2 separate regions of the Homo sapiens genome follow, and region 2 is linked to region 1. Evidence: chromatin contacts called from ENCODE Hi-C or POLR2A ChIA-PET data. All regions are on one chromosome and are shown on one strand. The core of a region is the stretch at or near the end of the contact, and the rest is flanking DNA. Distances in the headings are between cores, read along the strand shown. Region 1 has its middle 48 kb from the start of AXIN2. Region 2 has its middle 25 kb from the start of AXIN2.

Region 1 (5,964 bases), core at 357-2,856:
CCTGTCCAACCTGGAGTATTTAATTACCAAGGAAAAGAATGATTTTTTTTTTCCCTGAGAATCCATTTAATTATTTGATTGCACAGTAACCAAAGAGTGTGAGAGGCCTGTAGCCAGAAGGGACTTCAAAGCATTACCTTGATGTTGCTGAGTGGGGCATTAATGGGTTCTGAAGGCAGGAGATTGCTAAAGAGAGGGAAAGTATTCAAAGCGCCTCGCAATCCTGCCAGCAATCTCGAAAAATGCATAAACACTGGAATGCTCCGTCGGAGAGGGAAGGAGAGTTCAAAGGGACTGGGAGAGTTTTCATGTAAAGTTTAGAGTTTAAGGCGTGACTGTTGGCTATGGAGACTCAGCGTTTGAACTCTTGTTTATTAAAAACAGTTTCCCAGCCATTCAGCGGGTTCCCAAAGACAAGAGAAATGCAGACTTTTGCAGGGAAGAAGGTTGAAAGGCTTCATTGATTCCTACCTAGGGTTTTCCCCGCCTGCTCTTTTGTGCTTGTTTGCTGTCTTTTCTTTTCTTTTTTAATTTATTATTATTTTTTTGATCAAGTTTTAAAAGTCCCACTATCAGAGGGAGGAGGCCGCAGAGAGAGGTCTCCTCCCCGAGCCCCACCCAGGAGAGCAGGTTGCCCTGCCCCGCTGTTGGCTGTTGTGCTGGGAGGCTGGGGACTGCGCTGGTGATGCTTCCACCTCCAGGTTCTTTAGAGGCAAAGGCTGTGGGCTGGATTCTGGGCCCAGCTCTGGCTTGCTCAGAGGGTCTCCTGGCTGTGGGGTTCTCCACTTCTCTCTGCTCTTCCTTGTTTGCCTGGGGTAATGGAGGCAGCTTAGGCTCTCCTACATACGCCCTCAGATGGGGCTCAGAGAAGGCCTTCAACTTTCCAGGTCTCATTTCCAAGCCCAGGGACACGGGCTGGTATCTTGTAGTGACCCAACACTGTTCCTAAAATCCCATTTGACAGATGGTTTAGCTGGGCGCAGTGGCTCACGCCTGTAATCCCAGCACTTTGGGAGGCCGAGGTGAGCAGATCACTTGCGGTCAGGAGTTCGAGACCAGCCTGGCCAACATGGTGAAACCCTATCTCTACTAAAAATACAAAAATTAGCCAAGCATGGTGGTGTGCACCTGTAATCCCAGCTACTTGGGAGGCTGAGGTGGGAGAATTGCTTGAACCTGGGAGGTGGAGGTTGCGGTGAGCCGAGATCATACCACTGCACTGCAGTCCAGGTGACAGAGTGAAACTCCATCTCAAAAAAAAAAAAAAAAAAAGGTGGTTTAAATAAAATCCATAGAGGAACCCTCAAGCCACAGAACTGTCTCTGGCTCCCAGCTCTCTCCCAAGCGTCAGCAAAAGCTGAGCCACACTTGGATATCTGGTTGAGCTCCTTGTTCCCCATATCAGGAAGAAGTCAACTTTGCCTCACAGGTCAGTCTGGCCCCCAGAAAATGAGAGACAGTTCAGGGCAGAGCCACTTCTCATGGGCAACTCTGGCCTCTGGGAAATGTTTCTCTCCATCCACCCTGACCTTGCCAGCTTGGAGAAGCAGCCAGGAAGTAAGGGGCAAGAAGCGCTGGGCAGGATGCCTCAGCCCTGCCTGGCACTCACGCTGGGGCCCTTAAGCAAAACGCCTCTGTCTTCTCCAGCTTGTTGCAGGATGACGAATATCTGAAGCACATCACACAGGGACTGTGGCCAAACCCTCCCTGAATTAGGGCTTCTCTGTCCTTCCTTTGAGAACGTGGCTAAGGTCTCACCCAACTCTATACTCTCATTCACCTTTATTCTATGTGAAGAACAGGTTTTTAAACTAAATATTTTGTTTTGTTTAACCAGAAGCCCCCAGGCTACATTACAATTTTTTATTAAAATACTGTATGGAACCTATCCAGGCTCCCCACCCACACCCCCTTGGCTTTTTTTCATGGGAAGATGGATCGTCAGGGCAATTCCAACTGTCTTCATGACATAAGAGGAAAAAAATCACCAATTTCAAACCACAACGTTCATGTTCACACCCACGTGCATTCTCTCTTCCATATGAATTTCACTTCTCTCTGAGTCAGAGGCAGTGATGTGCCGGCAAACACTTCACGCCTGGCTCTCCAGGGGAACAAGCCCTGATGTGTCACATTTGCCAATTTCCATGGTGTAAAGACTTCCACCATGGTCGATTTCCAACTACCAACTTGAGGTCACTAAACTGGGAGTTTGGAAGAGAAGACCACGATCAGCTCTCAGAAGCCAGTGTGAGCTCATTCCAACTCACGACTGAGAAGGACTCCAAAACTGGTGAGTTTCTGAGAGGATTCTGATAGAAGCTGCCTTCTCTTCACAGTACCCTCATTCCAAAAGACTGCATCCTAGCTAAAAGGCTAAATAGTCTTTTGGCTTTATTTATTTATTTATTTTTGAGACAGAGTCTCACTCTGTTGCCCAGGATGGAGGGCAGTGGCATGATCTCAGTTCACTGCAACCTCTGCCTCCCAGGTTCAAGCGATTCTCCTGCCTCAGCCTCCCGAGTAGCTGGGATTACAGGTGCGCACCACCACACCTGGCTAATTTTGTATTTTTAGTGGAGACCTGGTTTCACCATGTTGGCCAGGCTGGTTTTGAACTCCTGATCTCAGGTGATCTGCCCACCTCGGCCTCCCAAGGTGCTGGGTTTACAGGCGTGAGCCACTGTGCCTGGCCTTTTGGCTTTATTAAACCATCAATGGATGTAGAAATAAAAGCATAAAGAATGTGTCATTGAGGCACGGGTTATTAACACTCGTTTTATCCTTTCTTTGTACCAGGCACCATGCAAATAGCACATGTGCAAATGGCTGTGTGTGTCTCCATACACACACATGTGTATGTATGTAATAATATGATACTATAATACTATTGGCTGACAGGGAGGTTTCTTTGTTCTTGCTACTCTGTTGGTTCCACTCTCCTCAAATTCCTATTAGAAAACATGGATTCAATTTTGTGGGATGTGTGGGGTTTCCCAATTTCTGTACCTAAGGTCTCATCCAATAAAGAAAATAGCTTCACTACTGAGATGTTTGCTCAGGCTAATTTACAAGGTAGTTAACTGATGGATGGGAATGACAAAAAAAAAAAAAAGTATTTTGAAGTAGCATTCAGAGTAATTTTTCTTTCTTTTCTTTTTTTTTTTTTTTTTTTTGAGACAGAGTCTCACTCTGTCACCCAGGCTGGAGTGCAGTGGCACAATCTCGGCTCACTGCAAGCTCCGCCTCCCAGGTTCACACCATTCTCCTGTCTCAGCCTCCCGAGTAGCTGGGACTACAGGCACCCGCCACCATGCCCAGCTAATGTTATATTTTTGGTAGAGACAGGGTTTCTCCGTGTTTGTCAGTGTGATCTCGAACTCCTGATCTCAGATGATCCACCTGCCTCGGCCTTCCAAAGTGCTGGGATTACAGGCATGAGCCACCATGCCCGGCCAGGGTCATTTTTCTAAAAGTCAATTTTTCCAAGGTATAATTTGTGTAAAATGAAATGCTTCCCTTTTACCACAACCAAGACCTAAAACATTTTCTCCACTCACATGCCCCTTTGCGATCAACCCTCACTTTCCCACCCCCAGCCAGTGGCAATCACCAACCTTTTTTCTGTCACTATAGATTAGTTTTGTCCAGGGTTTCTCAGCCTTGGCACTATTGACATTTTGGGTCAGTAGTGGATAATTTGGATAATTCTTTGCTGTGGGGGTCTGTCATGTACATTAAAGGATGTTTAGCGCATCCCTGGCCTCCTTTCACCAGATGTCAGTAGCTTATCCCAACTCGTGACAACCAAAAATATTTCTAGACATTTCCAAATGTCCCTCGGAGGCCAAAATCATCCACTGTTAAGAAGTCTAGAATTTCCTATGAATGGATCATTTAGCACCTACTCTCTCATGTCTGGCTTCTTCTTCTTCTTCTTTTCTTTTCTTTTTTTTTTTTTTTTTTTGAGATGGAGTCTCACCCTGTTGCCCAGGCTGGAGTGCAAAGGCGCAATCTCAGCTCACTGCAACCTGCACCTGCTGGGTTCAAGTGATTCTCCTGCCTCAGCCTCCTGAGTAGCTGGGATTACAGGTTCACGCCACCACGCCCGGCTAATTTTTTGTATCTCTAGTAGAAATGAGGTTCACCATGTTGGCCAGGCTGGTCTCAAGCTCCTGACCTCATGATCTGCCCACCTCGGCCTCCCAAAGTGCTGGGATTACAGGCGCGAGCCACCGCCCCCAGCCTCATGTCTGGCTTCTTTTGCTCAGCATAGTTTTGGGATTTATTGTATACGTAAATAGTTTGTTTCTTTTTATTGCTGGTTATTAGTCCCTTGCATGATTATACCATACATAACATGTTTACCTGTTGATGGACATTTGGGTTGTTTCAAATTTGGGGATATTATGAGTAAGTCTACTACTTCAGACTTATTCATCCATTGGGATGTTCAGTGGGGCCAGGTGTGGTGGCTCACACCTGTAGTCCTAGCACTTCGGTAGGTTGAAGTGGGTGGATTGGTTGAGCTCAGGAGTTCAAGACCAGCCTGGGCAACGTGGCAAAGCCCCATCTCTACAAAAAATACAAAAGTTAGCTAGATGTGGTGTGGTCCATGCCTGTAGTCCCAGCTACTCGGGAGGCTGAGGTGGGAGAAAAACTCGGGCCTGGGGAAGTTGAGGCTGCAGTGAGCAGAGCGGAGAGTGTGCCATTGCATTCCAGCCTGGGGGACAGAGTGAGCCCGTCTTAAAAAAAAAAAAGAAGATTCTCAGTAAATGCCCAATAAGCATCTGTTTACAAGTCTGGATGGCCATATGTTTTCACTTCTCTTAAAAGTGAAATCATTGGTTTGTATGTAAGTATATGTCTATAAGAAACTGCCAAACTGTTTCCCAAAGTGATTGTATCATTTTATATTTCCACTAACAATATGTGCAAATGTATGAGATTCCCAGTTGTCCCACATCTGCTCTAAGGTTTGATAAATCTTTTTAATTTTAAACATTCTAGTGTCTATGTAGTGTAGTGCATCTCATTGCAGTTCTGTGATGACTAATGACATTGATCACCTTTTTGTGTGCTGTTGGTTGTTAGTATGTCTTCTTTTGGGAAATGTCTGACCACATCTTTTACTTATTTTAAAAATTGGGTCTTTATTTTATTTTTGAGGTATAAGAGTTCTTTGTATATCTTGGTACGTCTTTTGTCAGATATTTGTATTTCAATTTTTTACCAGTCTTTGTCTTTTATAATTATTTAATGATGTCTTCAAAGAGTGGATATTTTTAATTTTGATGAAGTCTGATTTATCCACCCATTTTTCTTCTTTTCCATAGTGCTTTCTGTATCCTTTCTAAAAAATCTTTGCCTGTGCCAAGATCAAAAAGATGTTTGCCTATTTTTCCTCCAGAATTCTTTGTGGTATTAGATTTTACAAAGTTTAGCTCTATGCTTGAAGTTGGGTTAATTTTTGTCTATGGTGTGAGGTAAGATTCAGGGTTCATTTTTTTCTCATGTGTATGTTCAGTTTTTCCAGGAGCATTTTTGAAAAGGCTATTCTTTCTGTGTGAAATTATTTTAGCACTCTCATTAAAAATCAATTGACCATATATGTGTGGATTTTTTTCTGGATTCTCTGGTCTGTTCCATTTATATATTGATCTGTCTTTATGCCAAATAGCACACTGTCTTGATTACTAGCTTCATAATAAGTTTTGACATCAGTTTAGATGTAAGTCATCCAACTTTATTCTTTAAAAAAATACTTGAAAATTCTGGGGTATCAGTTTATGTCCTTTGCATTTCCATATAAATGTTATCATCATCTTGTCTATTTCTACCAAAAAAAAAAAAAAAAAAAACCCTCTGGGATTTTGATTGGGACTGAGCTGAATCTATAGATCAATTTGGGCAAAACTAACATAGTGACACCACCAAGTGATATAGTTTGGCTCTGTGTCTCCA
Region 2 (5,883 bases), core at 3,045-5,544, 70 kb before region 1:
CCAGCTTAGCTTGGGCAAGTCCCACAGGCTCTCAGATCCTCAGTATTCCCGGTGGTGTGTGGTGGGTCCCGCATGAAAGACACCTACCTGTGCTGGGCCCCTGCTTTGGGTGAAGTTCTGGAAATGCAAAGGTGAATGAATCTTTTCCTTGCCCTTAAAGAGCTCACACTGTAGAGCTGTGGGCACAGGTTCCCGTGCTGTGCAATGGGGTGGGGACTTTGAGGTAGACACTGGGGGTGGCCAGGAGAGCCTGGCCATCCTGGAGCATGGCACAGACTCCCCGTCCCCCTCACTCTCATCCCCACATCTGGGGCACCAGGGTTCCCACAGTGAGGTGGGGCATAAACCCTGCCTGGCAGAGAGGCCGACAGAGGTTATACAGGCGTTCCCTGACAGTTCAGATGTTACAGTCAGAGTCTCGTTGTTTTCTTGCAGTCTTGAGGCTCCAGACAAGTCAGCTTTGTAAATGGGCCTAGGGTACAGATTTGAATGTTTCAGAGGGAGATGCTCTGCTTTTGGGTCTATCAGTGACAGGACCCAGTGGGCTGTCAAGGGGAAGGGGGAAAGGGATGGTGTCCCAGCCATGTCATCCACAGTCCTGGTTTTCCAAGAGAAAGGTGACTTCCGTGCGTCATTATAACAGGGAAGAGGTTAACCTGGAAGCTCAATGGTTCTGGGACACTGTGGAAGGCTGGCCTGGCCCTGGAGGGTGGGGGGCAGGACAGGCAGTTGACATATGGGTGGCTGAGTGTGTCTGGCTGGATCAGGAGTGCGGGCGGCCAGCGAGCTGGCACCGGGCCTGGTTAAAGGCCTATCAGAGTCTCATTGACTGGCTGTCTTTGATCTCTGTTTATTCACAAGTCTGAAGAGGTAACGCCCGTGCTCAGTGATTAATTGCATTTTGGGTGGAGACCACATGCCTTAGTGATAGCTGCAGCCACAGGGACAGACCAAGGTTTCTGTCAGTATCCAGCCTTGAAGGTCAAAGTTCTCCCTATGCACCTTCTCATCACCTGCATGAAGCTTGCAAAGGCAGCCGCCAACCTGTAGGGGACATTCAGTAAATGTCACTTTTCTCCCTGCTGGCCCTTGTCTGACATTACTCAGCATTTCAGAAGTGGCATATACTATGGACTTACAACAAGCCTTGAACATTCTTGGAAAACTTGCCCAAGCTGGAATCCCATTTTTATCTTTATAACCATCTTAGAGATGAGTAGGGCAGGTAGAGTCGTTGTGATTGTGGAGATAAAGAGCACTGAGTAACCGATGGATGGGAACTTGGCCTTCCCCACATTAGTTAACCAGTCAGTGGCAGCCCTTGGATGGGCCCCGATTCTTGCAGCAAAGCCCTATTGTAGCCACTGATGTGGTTCTCGGTTAGCTGGTGAGGTCAGTATGGGGTCATTCCTTGCTTGCCAAATCCCTTGTCCACTCCCAGCTGGAAAAAATTTTTTCGAGTTATAAAGTCCCCATAATCCCGGAAAAGGAGCTGATGCGGCTGTCCTGTTTTGGGCTTTCCTCGACATTCTAGATTTGAACCATACTAAGTACTTCCCAAGCAGGAATTCCTGGCTGGCCCTGGCTAGTCATGAGATGCACTGGAAGTCCCTGGGCAGCCTCACATGGCACCAGATGCCCTCAGTGCTCTGCTCTCCAACCCCCTCTCTCCCCACCCCCACCCCACCCTGGAGACCAGCTTCTTCCTGCTTCACTCGCAGCGTTTCCTGCTGCCTCTCTGGTGGAAGCTTCTAGAATGTGTTTTGCTGGCAACTGGGAGAGCAGCAAGTGTCTGCATACCTTTAATCTCCTCCCAGCCCTTAACTAGTGGTGGACAGATGCTGGGGTATAAATCCTCCAGCTCCCTTGTCCCCAAGCCAGAACAGTGGTGAGCAGTGGGCTACGCTGTCTCCAGATTTCCCCATGGGTGGAACCAAAGTCCCCCCTCTGTGGACACTGCTCGGTGTCACAGCCTTGCTTGGCTTCCTTCCCTTCCATTCCCTCGCTCCCCTGCAGGATTTTCCTTACAGTTTTCCTAGTAATTCACATGCATTCCCCTCACAGAGTCAGTTTCTGGGGAGCCCTATCTAAGACAGTTGCTGAAATAAAATGTGAATATCTAAACAAATATGATCGCTTACATTCGTGTAATGGACTCCCATGGGGTCCCTGCTGCCTGAATCCTACCTCTCATTACATCCAGCCCCAACACGCCCACAACAGGGAGCTTTCTAAAACCCAGCTCAGGTTACGTAGCTCCTCCACTACCCAGTTTAAGACAATTTATCTGCGAAGTCAAGGCCATACTCCTAGCAGAGCCCTGGGTTTCTCCTTGATCTGGCCACAACAACTTCCACTCCAGACAGCCCCCTGTGGGTTACGTACTGTCCGGCTCCACAGGGAGCCATCCCCTCTCCCAAGGCTGCGTCGAGCTTCAGAGCCTGTGCTCATGCTGTTCCATCTTCCAGGTTTGCCCTTCTCAGTTTCCTTGAGCTGATTTTACCCCTTGTCATCTCCTGTAAAGTAGACTCAGTGCCCCCTTTTGCTCCCCTAGCACCCTGGGTACATCTCCACCTTGGTCGTTACCCTGTTTCTATGTTGATCTCTCACACAATGAGAGCTCCTGAAGAGCAAAAGTCCGGGTCTGACCATTGCTGACACTGCCCCCGAGTCTAAGCCAGTGCCCACCTGGCAGGCACCTGACATGTGGGTCAGAACAACCTGGTGATGCTCCCAGAGGAGCTCCATGAAACATGGTGCTATGGACCCAATCTGTCTCCCCAAAATTCCCATGTTGATGCCCTGACCCCCAATATTCAGAGATGGGGCCTTTGGGAGGTGATTAGGTTCAGATGAGGTCATGAGGATGGGGCCCTCATGGTGGGATTAGTGCCCCTATAAGAGGAGACACAAAGGCCAGGCACAGTGGCTCACGTCTGTAATCCCAGCACTTAGGGAGGCTGAGGCAGGCTGATCACCTGAGGTCAGGAGTTTGACACCAGCCTGGCCAACATGGTGAAACCCCATCTCTACTAAAAATACAATACAAAAATTAGCCGGGCGTGGTGGCGTGTGCCTGTAATCTCAGCTACTGGGGAGGCTGAGGCAGGGCAATCGCTGGAACCCAGGAGGCAGAGGCTACAGTGAGCTGAGATCGTGCCACTGCACTCCAGCCTGGGCAATAAGAGTGAGACTGCATCTAAAAAAAAAAAAAAAAAAAGAGATGCCAGAGAGCTTGCTCTCTCTCTGTCTCTCAGCCATAGCAGGACATAGCCAGAAGGCAGCCCTCTGCAAGCCAGAAAGAGAGCCCTCACCAGGAACCAAAGACGTCAGCATCTTCATCTTGGACTTCCAGCCTCCAGAACTGTGAGAAGTAAATATCTGTGATTTAACCACCCAGTGTATGGTGTTTTGCTATGGCAGCCCAAGCTGACTAATGCACATGGGTACAGTAAACCCAAATGTACATTTCTGGGCAAATACCAAAGATCCTGTTCTAGAATTCAGTGTCAAGACCTACCAAATATTTTTTAGGGTTGGTTTTTCTTAATTATGGGAGAAAGAATTGAGGCATTTCTGTCCATTAATTTTACCTGTATGTAATGACAATTACATCCATTGTTTTAGGCTATCTTGATCCAGGGTGGTCTAAAAATCACTGGGCTAAGCTGCTGACCCCTCAGCCTGACCTCCTGAGTCTCCAGAGAAAAGCTCTGGAATCCGGCTTTGTGTAGACCTCCCCCAGGACTCTGATGCAGAGAACAGGTGCAGCCCATGGTGCTGTCTAGCACCCCTGGACCTAAAAGCTCTAAGGCCAGGTCTGAAACTGAACTCATGAATGCTCTCACTCCAAGATCCCACTTGATCTGTTTGATCTATTTGATCCAGTGTGATCTGTTTGATATTTAAGTTTTATGAATTGTTTGCAAGTGACATACAATGTCAACAGTGAGTCAGGCACCCCCAAAGCCAAATAGGGTGGATTCATCAGAGATAAAAGCAACCAGCGAGACTGGCCTGCAAGAGTCATCCCGGCCACTCTCAAGGCATGTGAACGTTAGCCTCACCTTCCAAGGCCCAAAGTCCCTGCTCTTCCTGAGGTTCTCTTGGATCGGCCAGAGGGGCCCGTGTATGCGCTCTGCATTCTGCCTCGGGTTGGGGGGTTGGCTAAGAAGGGATCTCCTAGCTTCTGGGCCCTGAGCAGCAATCAGAGCCTCCTGGGGCCTGCGGGACTTCCTGGTGGCGCCACCAGCCCTTTTAGTGCCAGCACGTTGGCCTTGGCTTTGCTGGCTCTTCCAGCAGCCAGCACTGTCCCTGCCAGGAACTGTGATCCCACAGCCAAGGCTTTGTAGCCTCTTCATGGAGAGAGAGGCTGTGCAGCTTCCTCTTCAGCTGGGCCAGGGTCCCTTGGGGTTCCCTTTCTTCCAAGGCCACATCCCTTAAGAAACAAAGCAAGTCCTTCTCAGGTGCTCGTGATCCTTGCAGGGGGTGCCTCAAGGACCTTCCAGGCAGGTGGAGAGAGGCAGTGACCTAGTCTTGCAGGAAGTGTCCTCAGTCTTCATGCAGAAAGCCTTGGGGACCTGGGCAAGAGAAGAGTTAAGTTCTGGGCTGAGGCTTCAGTGTTCAATTTCTTTATTTCCTGTTGATGACATTATTGCCTTCCTACAACCATTGACACATGTTGCTTTCATCTGTTTCATTTCAAGACATGAGTACACTCGCTGGAAACTATGCTTAATAGCTAAACTCAAAACATTTGGATTTCCTTTCCTTCTGTGACTCTTTGCTGGTATGCTGCATTCTCTAGTTTTTTTGGGTGGTGGTGGCATGTGTGTTTTTTTCAGCCACCATTTCTAAGCAGCAAAAAGAGAAGTCACTGGCTCTCTGGCCACCTGCCTCAGGCCCATCTGCTGCATATGGGATATTTCCCTTCGCTGGAGGAGGCCTATGTTTGCCCCATGTTGTGGTGGTTGGAGAGCATCTCTTCGTCCTCTTCTTTTACCCAGCTCCTTCCCCTGCCTGTCAGGGAGAGGACCAGCCTTGTCAGGGAGAGGACCATACCTACAGGATGGGCAGATGGCTTCTTCCAGTTGCTGTGTGCCCTGGAGCCTGCACCTACCCTTCCCACCTTCCCCAGCAGTGCAGGGCTGCATGACTCATGGCTTGGACCTTCTGAACAGAGCCTCCGGAATAGAGAGGTGAGCTTGTCAGTCTGGACCCGAGGACTCAGGGGAACAAATAGGACTTGCTGCCTGGGCTGCCTGTGGAGGGGATCTGGGCAAAGCTCCCCTTGGCCAGACCTTGGATGGAAAGCGGCCATTGGAAGCAGGCCAGCCTCATCTGGTTGGAATAGGGTTTGACACGTGTTTCCAAGCCTGGTCGCAGAGCTGCAGCTGCCACTAGCCCTTCCCTGGGCCCGGACTGCGCTGCCCGTTGACAGTCTGCAAAGCAAGCAGTCAGTCTGCTATGGAAGGGTTTGCAAGGTGGATGCCCCCCTAGCCTGGGGTGACTGCCCAGCCCCCACCAGCCTCCTGGGAGGGACATATTCCCAGGAGGAAGCCAGAGGGGAGCGGGAGGGGAAGGCAGCCACAGTCTGACTCCCTAAGATGAAGAAAGTCACTTGCGGTATGCATGGACCTTTATGTCCATTTCTCCTTTTATCCTTCCCGTAACAGAACGGCTTATTCCCATTTTGCAACTGGGAAAAGTGAAGCCCAGGAAGGGTGAGAAATTTGCTCAAGCTAGGCCAGGTGTGGTAGCTCACACCTGTAATCCCAGCTGAGGATTACAGCTGGGAGGCTGAGGCAAGAGGATCACCTGAGGTCAGGAGTTCGAAACCATCCTGGCCAACCTGGTGAAACCCCATCTCTACTAAAAACACAC

The links. Hi-C counts contacts between places; a loop is a spot of excess contacts on that map. ChIA-PET counts read pairs that join two places held with the same protein, here RNA polymerase II (POLR2A). Pooled maps may share reads with other maps.
Region 2: a loop to region 1 is called in a pooled map, with 4 times the contacts of the local background. The contact joins two enhancer-like sites. A Hi-C loop is called at or near these places in 4 of 50 pooled maps. POLR2A ChIA-PET finds 5 or more read pairs at or near these places in 5 of 52 experiments (T-cell, activated CD4-positive, alpha-beta T cell, activated CD4-positive, alpha-beta memory T cell and 2 more).

The regions. Positions count from the first base shown.
Region 1 is chr17:65,510,400-65,516,363 of GRCh38, reverse strand. No RefSeq gene overlaps it. Among named protein-coding and RNA genes, the nearest start is that of AXIN2, 48 kb to the left of the region's middle. Within about 2 kb of position 1,606, at least 2 of the 41 ENCODE cell types and tissues checked have a DNase peak (open chromatin) inside an H3K27ac peak, as active enhancers do.
Region 2 is chr17:65,583,527-65,589,409 of GRCh38, reverse strand. No RefSeq gene overlaps it. Among named protein-coding and RNA genes, the nearest start is that of AXIN2, 25 kb to the right of the region's middle. RefSeq lists an enhancer at 5,376-5,883. Within about 2 kb of position 4,294, at least 6 of the 41 ENCODE cell types and tissues checked have a DNase peak (open chromatin) inside an H3K27ac peak, as active enhancers do.